Linked DNA regions of Homo sapiens: region 1 is linked to region 2. Evidence: chromatin contacts called from ENCODE Hi-C or POLR2A ChIA-PET data. All regions are on one chromosome and are shown on one strand. Each heading gives the region's core, a stretch centred on a gene start or an enhancer-like site at or near the end of the contact. The rest is flanking DNA. Distances are from core to core; before and after follow the strand shown.

Region 1 (6,020 bases), core at 679-3,178, 2.7 Mb after region 2:
GTCAGGAGTTCGAGACCAGCCTGGCCAACATAGTGAAACCCCATCTCTGCTAAAAAATACAAAAAATAAGCCAGGCGTAGTGGTGGGCACCTGTAATCCCAGCTACTTGGGAGGTTGAGGCAGGAGAATCGCTTGAACCCAGGAGGCAGAGGTTGCAGTGAGCTGAGATTGTGCCATTGCACTCCAGCCCAGGCAATAGTGTGAGACTGTAAAAAAAAATAAAAATAAAATAATAAAAAAATCATATTGTGAGGTATATTAACTGACATAAGAAAATGTCCATAATATTTTCTTTTTTTTACATTAAAAAATGTTTGTGGGTACACAGTAGGTATATATATTTGTGGAGTACATGAGATATTCTTTTTTTTCTTTTTTTTTTTTTTTGAGACAGAGTCTCACTCTGTTGCCCAGGCTGGAGTGCAGTGATGCGATCTCTGCTCACTGCAAGCTCCACCTCCCGAGTTCAAGTGATTCTCCTGCCTCAGCCTCCAGAGTAGCTGGGACTACAGGTGCCCACCACCACGCCCAACTAATTTTTTGTATTTTTAGTAGAGACAGGGTTTCACCGTGTTAGCCAGCATGGTCTCCATCTCCTGACCTCGTGATTCACCCACCTCGGCTTCCCAAAGTGCTGGGATTACAGGCATGAGCCACCGCACACGGCTGAGATGTTCTGATACAGGCATGCAATGTGAAATAAGCACATCATGGAGAATGGGCTATCCATCCCCTCAAACAGTTATCCTTTGTGTTACAAACAATCCAATTAGACTCATTTAAAAATGTGCGATTAAGTTATTATTGGCTATAGTCACCCTGTTGTGCAATCAAATAGTATGTCTTGCCACAATATATTCAGTGAAAAAAGTATGAATTTAAAAATCATGGCCGGATGCTGTGGCTCACACCTGCAATCCTAGCACGTTGGGAGGCCGAGGCGGGTGGATTGCCTGAGCTCAGGAGTTCAAGACCAGCCTGGGCAACACAGTGAAACCCTGTCTCTACTAAAAATACAAAAAATTAGCCAGGCCTGGTGGTGGGCACCTGTAGTCCCAGCTACTTGGGAGGCTGAGGGAGGAGAATTGCTTGAACTCGGGAGGTGGAGGTTGCAGTGAGCCGAGATCATGCCACTGCACTCCAGCACTCCAGCCTGGGCCACAGAGTGAGACTCTGTCTCCAAAAAAAAAAAAAAAAAAAAAGTCAAAATTCTAGTTTAATTTACATAAATGCATGGAAAAGTAGCAGGAAAACATTCCCAAATGTTAAGATAAGTTATCTCAAAGCAATGGATTTATTGGTCATTTTTTTCTCCTTTTTATATATTATTTTATTTTTATTGACACATTAGATGTTCATATATTTGGGGTTATATATATATATATATATATTTATTTATTTGAGTTGGAGTCTCGCTCTGTCACCCAGGCTGGAGTGCAGTGGCTTAATCTCAGCCCACTGCAACCTCTGACTCCCGGTTTCAAGCTATTCTTCTGTTGCAGCTTCCTGAGTAGCTGGGACTACAGGCACCTGCCACCACACCCAGCTAATTTTTGTATTTTTAGTAGAGATGGGGTTCTCCATGTTGGCCAGGCTGGTCTCAAACTCCTGACCTCAAGTGATCCACTCGCCTCAGCCTCCCAAAGTGCTGGGATTACTGGCATGTGCCACCACACTCGGCCTCTTTATATATTTTTTAATTGAACTTTTTCCCTACAATGAACTTGTGAGTTAGCTATTGATTTTTTTCCCTTTGGTTGCGAAAGAGAGAAACCCAAATTGATTGTGCTTTAACCAAAGGGGGAAGTTGTCATAAGGATCCTGTTCTATCTCAGAAACTCAATGACAGGAAATAGCAGGGCCTCCCCAGTTACTGGAACCAGAAATGCAAATGCTGCCTACGTTCTTTCTCCATCTCAGGGGCTCCTCTCAGTTTGTTTACTCTGTTTCCTCCCCACTTTCTCTCTGGATCAGTTTTCTCTGGTCCAAGTGAGGGAAAATGTGCATCCTAAAGCCCCTGACTTAAAAATTTATAACCCTGGGACTTTCAGATCTAAATCTCCAGAGTAAGGATTGAGAGTGTCTCAGCTGGGATAAGTACACAGCCCTGAGGCAGTCACCTGCACACGGGCAGAATCATGGCGCACTGACATGGCGGCTTCCATGGTAATCATGTGTGGTGTGCATGTGCGTGTGTGTACAGAAGAGTACATGTACTGTCCACACACACACACGTACCCCCCACACTATTTACAAAGCAATAGTCTTCACAACAACATGGAACTTTATCAAAATTAGAAAAAAAATCTTTAAAATCTTATAAATTGTGTATAACATTGTAAATCAGCATTTATTTCTACCTCTCATTTTTAAACACCTAAACTCATACTTTTTTTTTTTTTTTGAGATGGAGTCTCTCCCTGTCACCCAGGCTGGAGTGCAGTGGCTCGATCTCAGCTCACTGCAACCTCCACCTCCTGGGTTCAAGTGATCCTCCTGCCTCAGCCTCCCGGGTAGCTGGGATTACAGTTGTGCACCACCATGCCTGGCTAATTTTTCTATTTTTAGTAGAGATAGGTTTCCACCATGTTGGCCAGGCTGGATAATACACTCATTCTTAATTAGTGGTCTCACAAATTCTCTCTACTAGTCACAAAATGTAGAGAGTATCTTCTTCAACCATGTCATTTTAGAGAGGATAAACTCAAGCCCAGAGGGGTGAAATGACTTGCCAAGCCACCCCCCCCAGGGGGTTCACGGAATGTCCTCTCAGCAGTTTTCGTGCCAAGTGCATTTCTTCTCCCCTGCCCAAACCACCCATCCTTCATTCACCCTCTCCACACCGAGCTTGGGCCCCAAGACTATTCAGAACAAAGTCTTGGAAGCACAGTGGACCTGGTGGTCCCACAGCACTGCTGCTCTATTCAGCTGCATTTCCTAGACCTGGACACCCACTGAGTCTCTTCAGTCTCTTTTCATGCATAATTAACTCTAACTCACAGATCATAGGCAGGGCAAAGGTATACCGGAGGGGGGTAGGCATATTCCAAACAAAGGGAGCCTCCTACCTCCAAATGTTACAGATTGTTCATCTGGGAGTCCAAATACCTGAACACATACCTCCACGTATGTATTTTTAGTAGAGATGGGGTTTCTTTTTATTATAACATTTTATTACAACAGGATGGAGACCAGGCGTGGTGGCTCACACCTGTAATCCCAGAACTTTCAGAGGTCAAGGGAGGAGGATCACCTGACCCGGGAGTTTGAGACCAGTCTGGGCAACACAGGGAGATCTCATCTCTACAAAAAATTTAAAAAATAGCTGGGCAAAGTGGTGCATGCCTACAGAACCAGCTACTCAGGAGGCTGAGGCAGGAGGATTGCTTGAGCCCGGGAGGTCAAGGCTGCAGTAAGCTGTGATCACGCCCCTGCACTCCAGCTGGGCAACAGAGCAAGACCCTGCATCAAAGAAAAAACAAACCAGGATGGCAAAAATGCTAATTTTTTTTTTTTTTAATTTATTTTTTTATTGATAATTCTTGGGTGTTTCTCACAGAGGGGGATTTGGCAGGGTCATGGGACAATAGTGGAGGGAAGGTCAGCAGATAAACAAGTGAACAAAGGTCTCTGGTTTTCCTAGGCAGAGGACCCTGCGGCCTTCCACAGTGTTTGTGTCCCTGATTACTTGAGATTAGGGATTGGTGATGACTCTTAACGAGCATGCTGCCTTCAAGCATCTGTTTAACCAAGCACATCTTGCACCGCCCTTAATCCATTTAACCCTGAGTGGACACAGCACATGTTTCAGAGAGCACAGGGTTGGGGGTAAGGTCACAGATCAACAGGATCCCAAGGCAGAGGAATTTTTCTTAGTGCAGAACAAAATGAAAAGTCTCCCATGTCTACTTCTTTCTACACAGACACGGCAACCATCCGATTTCTCAATCTTTTCCCCACCTTTCCCGCCTTTCTATTCCACAAAGCCGCCATTGTCATCATGGCCCGTTCTCAATGAGCTGTTGGGCACACCTCCCAGACGGGGTGGTGGCCGGGCAGAAGGGCTCCTCACTTCCCAGTAGGGGCGGCCGGGCAGAGGCGCCCCTCACCTCCCAGACGGGGCGGCTGGCCGGGCGGGGGGGCTGACCCCCCCACCACCTCCCTCCCGGACGGGGCGGCTGGCCGGGCAGAGCGGCTCCTCACTTCCCAGTAGGGGCGGCCGGGCAGAGGCGCCCCTCACCTCCCGGACGGGGCGGCTGGCCGGGCAGGGGGGCTGACCCCCCCCCCACCTCCCTCCCGGACGGGCGGCTGGCCGGGCGGGGGGCCGACACCCCCACCTCCCTCCCGGACCGGGCGGCTGGCCGGGCAGAGGGGCTCCTCACTTCCCAGTAGGGGCGGCCGGGCAGAGGCGCCCCTCACCTCCCGGACGGGGCGGCTGGCCGGGCAGGGGGGCTGACCCCCCACCACCTCCCTCCCGGACGGGGCGGCTGGCCGGGTGGGGAGCCGACCCCCCCACCTCCCTCCCGGACGGGGCGGCTGGCCGGGCAGGGGGCCGACACCCCCACCTCCCTCCCGGACGGGTCGGCTGGCCGGGCAGAGGGGCTCCTCACTTCCCAGTAGGGGCGGCCGGGCAGAGGCGCCCCTCACCTCCCAGACGGGGCGGCTGGCCGGGCGGAGGGCTGACCCCCCCACCTCCCTCCCGGACGGGGCGGCTGGCCAGGCGGGGGGCTGACCCCCCCACCTCCCTCCCGGACGGGGCGGCTGGCCGGGTGGGGGGGCTGACCCCCCCATCTCCCTCCCGGACGGGGTGGCTGGCCGGGCTGAGGGGCTCCTCACTTCCCAGTAGGGGCGGCCGGGCAGAGGCGCCCCTCACCTCCCGGACGGGGCGGCTGGCCGGGCGGGGGGCTGACCCCCCCACCTCCCTCCCGGACGGCACGGCTGGCCGGGCGGGGGGCTGACCCCCCCACCTCCCTCCCGGATGGGGCGGCTGGCCGGGCGGGGGGCTGACCCCCCCCCACCTCCCTCCCGGACGGGGTGGCTGCCGGGCGGAGACGCTCCTCACTTCCCAGATGGGGTGGCTGCCGGGCGGAGAGGCTCCTCACTTCTCAGACGGGGCAGCTGCCGGGCGGAGGGGCTCCTCACTTCTCAGACGGGGTGGTTGCCAGGCAGAGGGTCTCCTCACTTCTCAGACGGGGCGGCCGGGCAGAGACACTCCTCACCTCCCAGACGGGGTCTCGGCAGGGCAGAGGCGCTCCTCACATCCCAGATGGGGCGGCGGGGCAGAGGCGCTCCCCACATCTCAGACGATGGGCGGCCGGGCAGAGACGCTCCTCACTTCCTAGATGTGATGGCGGCTGGGAAGAGGCGCTCCTCACTTCCTAGATGGGATGGCGGCCGGGCGGAGACGCTCCTCACTTTCCAGACTGGGCAGCCAGGCAGAGGGGCTCCTCACATCCCAGACGATGGGCGGCCAGGCAGAGACACTCCTCACTTCCCAGACGCGGTGGCGGCCGGGCAGAGGCTGCAATCTCGGCACTTTGGGAGGCCAAGGCAGGCGGCTGCTCCAAAAATGCTAATTAACAGGAAGAAAAAAATTACTCGGTAGGGCAGACAGCCTCTAACATGGCTCCCAGGGTTCATGGCTGTGTAATCTTCTCTCCTTGTGTATGGGTGAACCTAGTCACTTGCTTCCAACAAACAGGACATGGCGCAAGTGATTAGATCACAGAAGACTGTGATACCTCTTTCCCTTTTGTGGAGCCCTTGGTTTGAGAAAGGGAAGCTGTCATTTTGTAGAGCTGCCCTATGGAGAAGTCAATGTGGCATGAAAGTGATGTCTCCGGCTGACAGCCATTGAGGGCCTCAGGCCTCCCAATGGCCGCACGAATGAGCTCAGAAATGGATCCTCCCCCATTTGAACAGTGAGCCAGAAACCTGGTCTACAGCCCCACACCAAACCTTGACTGCCGTTTTGTAAGAGATCTGGAGCCAGAGGATCTGGTTAGGCCATCCCGCCTTAC
Region 2 (6,104 bases), core at 1,814-4,313:
TGAACAAATGAAGAATATATAAAATAAGTGAAAACATAAAAATAGGTAAGTTTATAGATAGAAATTTCTAAAGTATATGATATAAAGGCACCTGCTTTAGAATGAGGCATCAACATTCTCAAGTCCTGCATTAAATGTCTTGTTCTAAAATTTATTCCTCTGGAAGAAAAGATGAGAATCCGTTCCTTATTTTTCCACTTTCCCTAAAGAAAAAGAAAATGTTAAAAGATTTTAAAATCTTATACTGAACTGATCTTGTTTTGTGACAGGGTCTCACACTGTTGCCCAGGCTGAAGTGCTCACGGCTCACTGCAGTTTCAAGTTCCTGGGCTCAAGTAAGTGATCCTCCCACCCCAGCATCTACAGTAGCTGGAGACTACAGGCATGTGCCACCATGTCCAGCTAGTTTTTTTTTTTTTTTTTTTTGTAGAGATGGGAGTCTCCCTATGTTGCCCAGGCTGGTCTCCAACACCTGGGCTCAAGTGGCTTGGCCTCCCAAAGCGCTGGGATTATAGGTAAGAACCACCGCACCTGGCCCTGTTTGTTTTTTATGAGCTTCCAAGTAGCTCATAACCAAGTCAAACCATCCTGACTCCTTTAATTTCATCTCTCACCAACATTCACTGACCACATCTGCCACCCAGAAATGCCCTCCTTGGTTTCTTTGTTTTTCAACTTCAATCTCTCCAATTCCTCCTTCCAACCCTAAAAGTTCTTTCTTAGCCCTCTTATTTCTGTGCTCTCCATGACAGATGTCTCATAATAATTTCCCACAACTCTTAATCCTTTCTTATTCACACTGCACTTACTTAGAGTCTTATATTAACTGCAAAACTCCTAAATGGCTAACCTTCCCAGACATGAGCACCTCCAATAGATATGGTTGACTAGCTTTTTCAACAGTTTACTTTTTTTGTTTGTTTGTTTGAGATGGAGTCTCACTCTGTCACCCAGGCTGGAGTGCAGTGGCGCGATCTCGGCTCACTGCAACCTCCACCTCCCGGGTTCAAGCGATTCTCCTGCCTCAGACTCCCGAGTAGCTGGGATTACAGGTGCCCGCCACTGCACCTGGCTGATTTTTTTTTTTTTGTAGTGTTAGTAGAGACGGGGTTTCACCATCTTGGCCAGGCTGGTCTTGAACTCCTGACCTAGTGATCCACCCGCCTCGGCCTCCCAAAGTGCTGGGATTACAGGCGTGAGCCACCACGCTGGACCATTTTTAAAGTAATACTTCCATCACATCCTTACTTCCCAGAGTTTTCTAAACAAAGTTCAAATGACATAGCTTTGACACTGAATTTTAAAATAGATTTTCACGTCTACATCATTATTGCCCCAAATGAAGCCTAATGCAATCCAATCTGGCTCTATTTTTTACATTTTTCAGCATTTCCCTACTTCAAAGTCTTTCATCGGTTTTTTTTTCTCCCTTGGAGTGTTCCCTCTCATTTTTTGAATGTCAAAATTCTACACTTCCTCTGATATGCAGCTTACGGGCTAAATCCTTCATGATTCTTTATCTTATTATACTAGGGTAAAAATAATCTATATCTCCTGCACTTCCATAGAATGTATCGAAGTATGGCTCAGATTATAGATACTACCTAGCTCAAGGGAAGAGTGAGAACACTAACATTTACTGGAAGTGTACAAGTCCAGCTTATTTTTCATAAAAAGTAAATATTCCCTCCCCCTGCCCCCCAATCTGCAGGTCAGAAAAGAGCACAGAATGTTGCTGTTAATAACGGGGCTAGAATTTACACTTATCTTTCATTCCACAGAGCTCACTTCTTTCTTAGAGCTTGCCATCACACCACACGGGGTCATTTACTTATCACCTACTCCGCGCTAGAGTACTATGCTAAGTGCGGAGGACGCAAAAATTAATGTCAAAGATAATCCTTGTTCACAGTATTCTGTCTAGCTTAAGAAGAGTTCTTAGTTGAATGAAAGCTAATTCTAACAACTTGTGTGCACTTCTTTTGAATAAAAACCATCAACTTATTTGAATTCTTAAGTTTCCTCCTAAACTCCAACATTTCAGGAGGAAGAGGTCACATTCTAGTCATCTTTGCAATCTCAAACCCAAAGGAAGCCTAACTTGGTACAGTGCATGGCACATTCAATGTCTGTTGAATACAAGTAAAGCTCATACTACCTAGTCTATTTTTCAGTATCTCTTGAGTTAATGACCTGGTTAACAAGTCAGAGTCACAGTCCCAAGGGCAACAACTTTTTAAAGGCTCCCCTAACGTACTTCAGGATCCCTGACTGAGAGTGGCTGACTATGGCAGTATATGGGCATACTAATCACTGGAGAAATAATAGCGAGAAATAACCAAGGAAAAGCACTACTCTCCAAAAACATTAAAAAAAAAAAACAACTGAACAACTAGTAAGAAAGAACGCTGGATCTGAGCACCCTGTAAGTCGCTTCCCCGTGGGCCGGGTAAAGGTTTTAAAACCCGCCGCCTCCAGGAAGACGGCCACGTGCACAAGGATTAGCTGCAAACTCCGTGCCCAGTCTGGCCGGGAGAATTGCTAAAACCGACCTACCGTTAACACCCGGGCTACTCTGAAATTAAGCAAGGCTGTAGTCAAGTAAGTAACCCAAGAAAAGGCGCACAGAGCCGCCGCCGCAGGTGTAGCCCGGGGACATCCCCTCCTACCTTGCAAACGGGGCCTGGGATCCGGTCCCTCTCTTCTTCCTCCACCTCCTCTGCTGTGGCGTGCCGCTTAGCTGGCGGCTCCGCATCTATTTCGTTTCTTTTTGGCTTCTTCGCCTGAACTGCAAAGCCTCCACGCCGTTTCCTCTTGGTTGCCGCCATCTTGCCTCGCCGCCCGCGCTCTTGGCCTCCTTTCCGGCGCTGCCGCTCGCTCCTATTTCCGATCTCTATGGTTCGGCGGCTCTAAGCGCTCAGCTCCGCGGTCGTCCTCCAGGTCTGTGCCGCCTCCTTCCGGTCTCGGTGGCGCGGCACGCGCGGCTCTCTAGGCCTCCTTCAGCTCTGTGGTGACGGTGGCCGAGGTGGAGGGCCGGTCTGAAGAGTGGCGGGACTGGCTTCACTTCCTCCGCGGTTCCTCGGAGCCGCCTCGCTCCTCTTCAGGGACTTTGCTGAGAAGGGCTCTCGGGCGTCCAGACCCCACCGCAAAGGTAGGGTTTCCGCACTCGGGGACCCCGAGACTAGTAAGCGATGCTGTCCCGCGGGCGGGCTGGTGAATGGGGTTGTCTGGGACTCTTGGAGGATTATCTGGACACTCCGGGCCCGCCCCGCCATCGCCTGTTTTGTTGGAGGCGGGGCTGGTGGCGCGGGCTGCACAAAACCGACTCCCCGCGGATTTGTAGCTCCTGTTTGGCCGGGAGATACCGTGTCAGTTGCGTGTCTTCATTCTTCACAACTTTTCACGTTATTGTCCTCTTACGGAGACGAGGAAACCGTAGCTTAGATAATTTTCCTCCAGAATTACAAAGATAGTTAAGTGACATAGGTGGGGTTCGGCCTGGTCAGCCGTGTTCAGCCTCCCAGCCCCTTTCCACCTCTCAGCGCAGGTGGAGCTCGCCGGACCTCGCCAGCACTGATGGGAGTTTTACTGTCTAATCCCTTCAGGTGTTTGGCGATCCGCCGAGAAGTTGTTGGCCCCAGGAGCATCCCTCGGGGCCGAATGCGCAGTGGACGATGCCCCTTCTGACCCAACAGATCCAAGACGAGGATGATCAGTACAGCCTTGTGGCCAGCCTTGACAACGTTAGGAATCTCTCCACTATCTTGAAAGCTATTCATTTCCGAGAACATGCCACGTGTTTCGCAACTAAAAATGGTATCAAAGTAACAGTGGAAAATGCAAAGTGTGTGCAAGCAAATGCTTTTATTCAGGTATGGAAGTAGGCGCCTTTAAGCCTGTGCCATAGATACTCTAAATGTAATTTAATGAAATCGGAAGGTTTCAGTAGACAAAATAACTTAATAGTCATAATAACTTGTCAATAGTCATAATAAATAACTTAATAAATAAATAATAGTCTTAAGTTAGAGAACAAAACGTCATTACTTGAATTTTTTTTCTCTCCCGGTAACAAATTCTTTTCCCATCTTGTTTTACAGAGATAATGGTTAGTAATGACTAAAGTTTATTAAACTAGGCTATTGGCTAGGCTACAGTCTTCTTATTGTTTAACTTATTTAATCTTAACAATAGTCCTGTAAGGTAGGTTCTGTTATTATTCCCGTTTTATATATGTGGAAACGAGGCACAATTTTAAGTGATTTGCCAACAGTCCCACAGCTGGTAAGTGGCTGAATTGGGATAAGAACGCTGAATATTTGTTTCCAGAATATATGCTCTTTTTTCCACTGCGATATGCTATTACTAAAGAGTATTTTTTTCCTTTACTGGTTGTAATAGAATTTTTGTTCTTCCAAAGTAATATTTGTGTGGTTCAGATAGGATTGCAAGTTCAACTAAGCGTTTTTTAACACGTAAGTGCACAGCATGATCTCAGGGATAGAGAGGTAAATAAGACACGGTTCTTGTCCTCATGCAGGGGCATGGTATGGTGGCTCACACCTGTATTTCCAGCTGCTCAGGAGACCGAGGCTGAAGCACGAAGATCGCTTGAGCTCAGGCATTAAAGACCAGCCTGGGTAATCATAGTGAGACCCCCGTATCAATAAAAAATCATAATAAAAGTTGAAACTAATGTTGCTCATGCATTATCAAGTCATTCGTCTATTTTCCAAGTGACCTTAGCAGTAGTGATAGGCACAAAAACGAGACAAGGGAGAGTCACAGAGGGATAGTTTTAGATCCAGGAATGGAGATAAGGATGCTTCAAAGGATGTCTCTAAGATGTTTTGATTGCTAATCAGAAATTATTCTCATGGGATTAGCACAGTATTGTATTTTTTAAACGTATAAAGTGAAATCTAGGACCTTATATTATTAGTTTTTATTCTTTTATGTAACAATTTTCATTTTTACTCTTTTCATAGGCTGGAATATTTCAGGAGTTTAAAGTTCAGGAAGAGTCTGTTACTTTTCGAATTAATTTAACTGTCCTTTTAGACTGTTTATCTATTTTTGGATCAAGTCCTATGCCAGGTAAACTATGATCAGTATAAAGACATAAAAGTGTTATACATAGTGGTCAGAAAAATACAGGAAGTTATTTGGAACATAAACATTGGTTCAGAAAGCTAATGCCAATTCATTTTTCAGTGGCCACAGTCATGGGTTCTAACATTTCACAATGTTAATTGCAAGTGTGTTTATAATTCTTTTCATATTTGTAAAAGTATTTGCATTTTTTTTTTAATTTACAAGGCTTTGAGGGATTGTAAATTCGAACTGGCCAAAAGAATACTTTGGACATGTCTTAAATATTTTTAGCATTGTGAAATGTTTTAATTGCTTCTTTTTCCTAACTTGTCCAGAATTACTCCGCTAGTTAGTGGCAGAGAAAAACAAAAGCCAGTTCTGACTCCTAGTTTACTATGTTCAAAATTTGTTTCTTTTAAGCCATATTTTATAAGTTATGTCTATTTTGCCAAATGATTTTGTGGTGTTTTTGAGACAGAGTTTCTCTCTTGTTGCCCAAGCTGCAGTACAATGGCACAGTCTCAGCTCACTGCAACCTCTGCCTCCCGGGTTCAAGTGATTCTTCTGCCTCAGCCTCCCGAGTAGCTGGGATTACAGGCACGTGCCACCACGCCCGGCTAATTTTTTGTATTTTTAGTAGAGATGGGGTTTCACCATATTAGCCAGGCTGGTCTCAAACTCCTGACCTCAGGTGATCTGCCCGCCTCAGTCTCTCTAAGTTCTGGGATTACAGGCATAAGCCACCGCAACCGGTTGCCGAATGATTTTCTTTAAAATATATATTTTTTTATTTGTTAAGGGAATTTTTAAGAATGGTGAAATTGAATTGCTGTGGGTATAAAACTAAGGAATCCCCAGAAGAATGATTTTATTTCATAGGAAAGCAACCTGGAGATTAGCTAGGAAAAATTCAATATAGTTCTCCAGAAAAATGTATTTTACGTTTCCACAGACAATTCCACTATTATTAATTATACATTTTCTAATACAGTGTTCTCCAGCTAGTTTTT

What was found. Hi-C counts contacts between places; a loop is a spot of excess contacts on that map. ChIA-PET counts read pairs that join two places held with the same protein, here RNA polymerase II (POLR2A). Pooled maps may share reads with other maps.
Region 1: a loop to region 2 is called in a pooled map, with 5 times the contacts of the local background. The contact joins the enhancer-like site here to the promoter of RAD1 in region 2. A Hi-C loop is called at or near these places in 1 of 50 pooled maps. POLR2A ChIA-PET finds 5 or more read pairs at or near these places in 2 of 52 experiments (AG04450 and activated CD4-positive, alpha-beta T cell).

What each region holds. Positions count from the first base shown.
Region 1 is chr5:32,207,144-32,213,163 of GRCh38, reverse strand. No RefSeq gene overlaps it. Among named protein-coding and RNA genes, the nearest start is that of GOLPH3, 36 kb to the right of the region's middle. RefSeq lists a silencer at 1,400-1,559. Within about 2 kb of position 1,928, at least 5 of the 41 ENCODE cell types and tissues checked have a DNase peak (open chromatin) inside an H3K27ac peak, as active enhancers do.
Region 2 is chr5:34,912,463-34,918,566 of GRCh38, reverse strand. It overlaps RAD1 (RAD1 checkpoint DNA exonuclease), which reads left to right and starts at 3,063. Exons shown (of 6, transcript NM_002853.4): 1 at 3,063-3,151; 2 at 3,606-3,872; 3 at 4,989-5,097. The coding sequence starts at 3,675. It overlaps BRIX1 (biogenesis of ribosomes BRX1), which reads right to left and starts at 2,856. Exons shown (of 10, transcript NM_018321.4): 1 at 2,670-2,856; 2 at 92-203. The coding sequence starts at 2,828. It also overlaps a transcript of TTC23L not described here. RefSeq lists enhancers at 2,268-2,873, 2,448-3,347, 3,368-3,427, 2,874-3,479.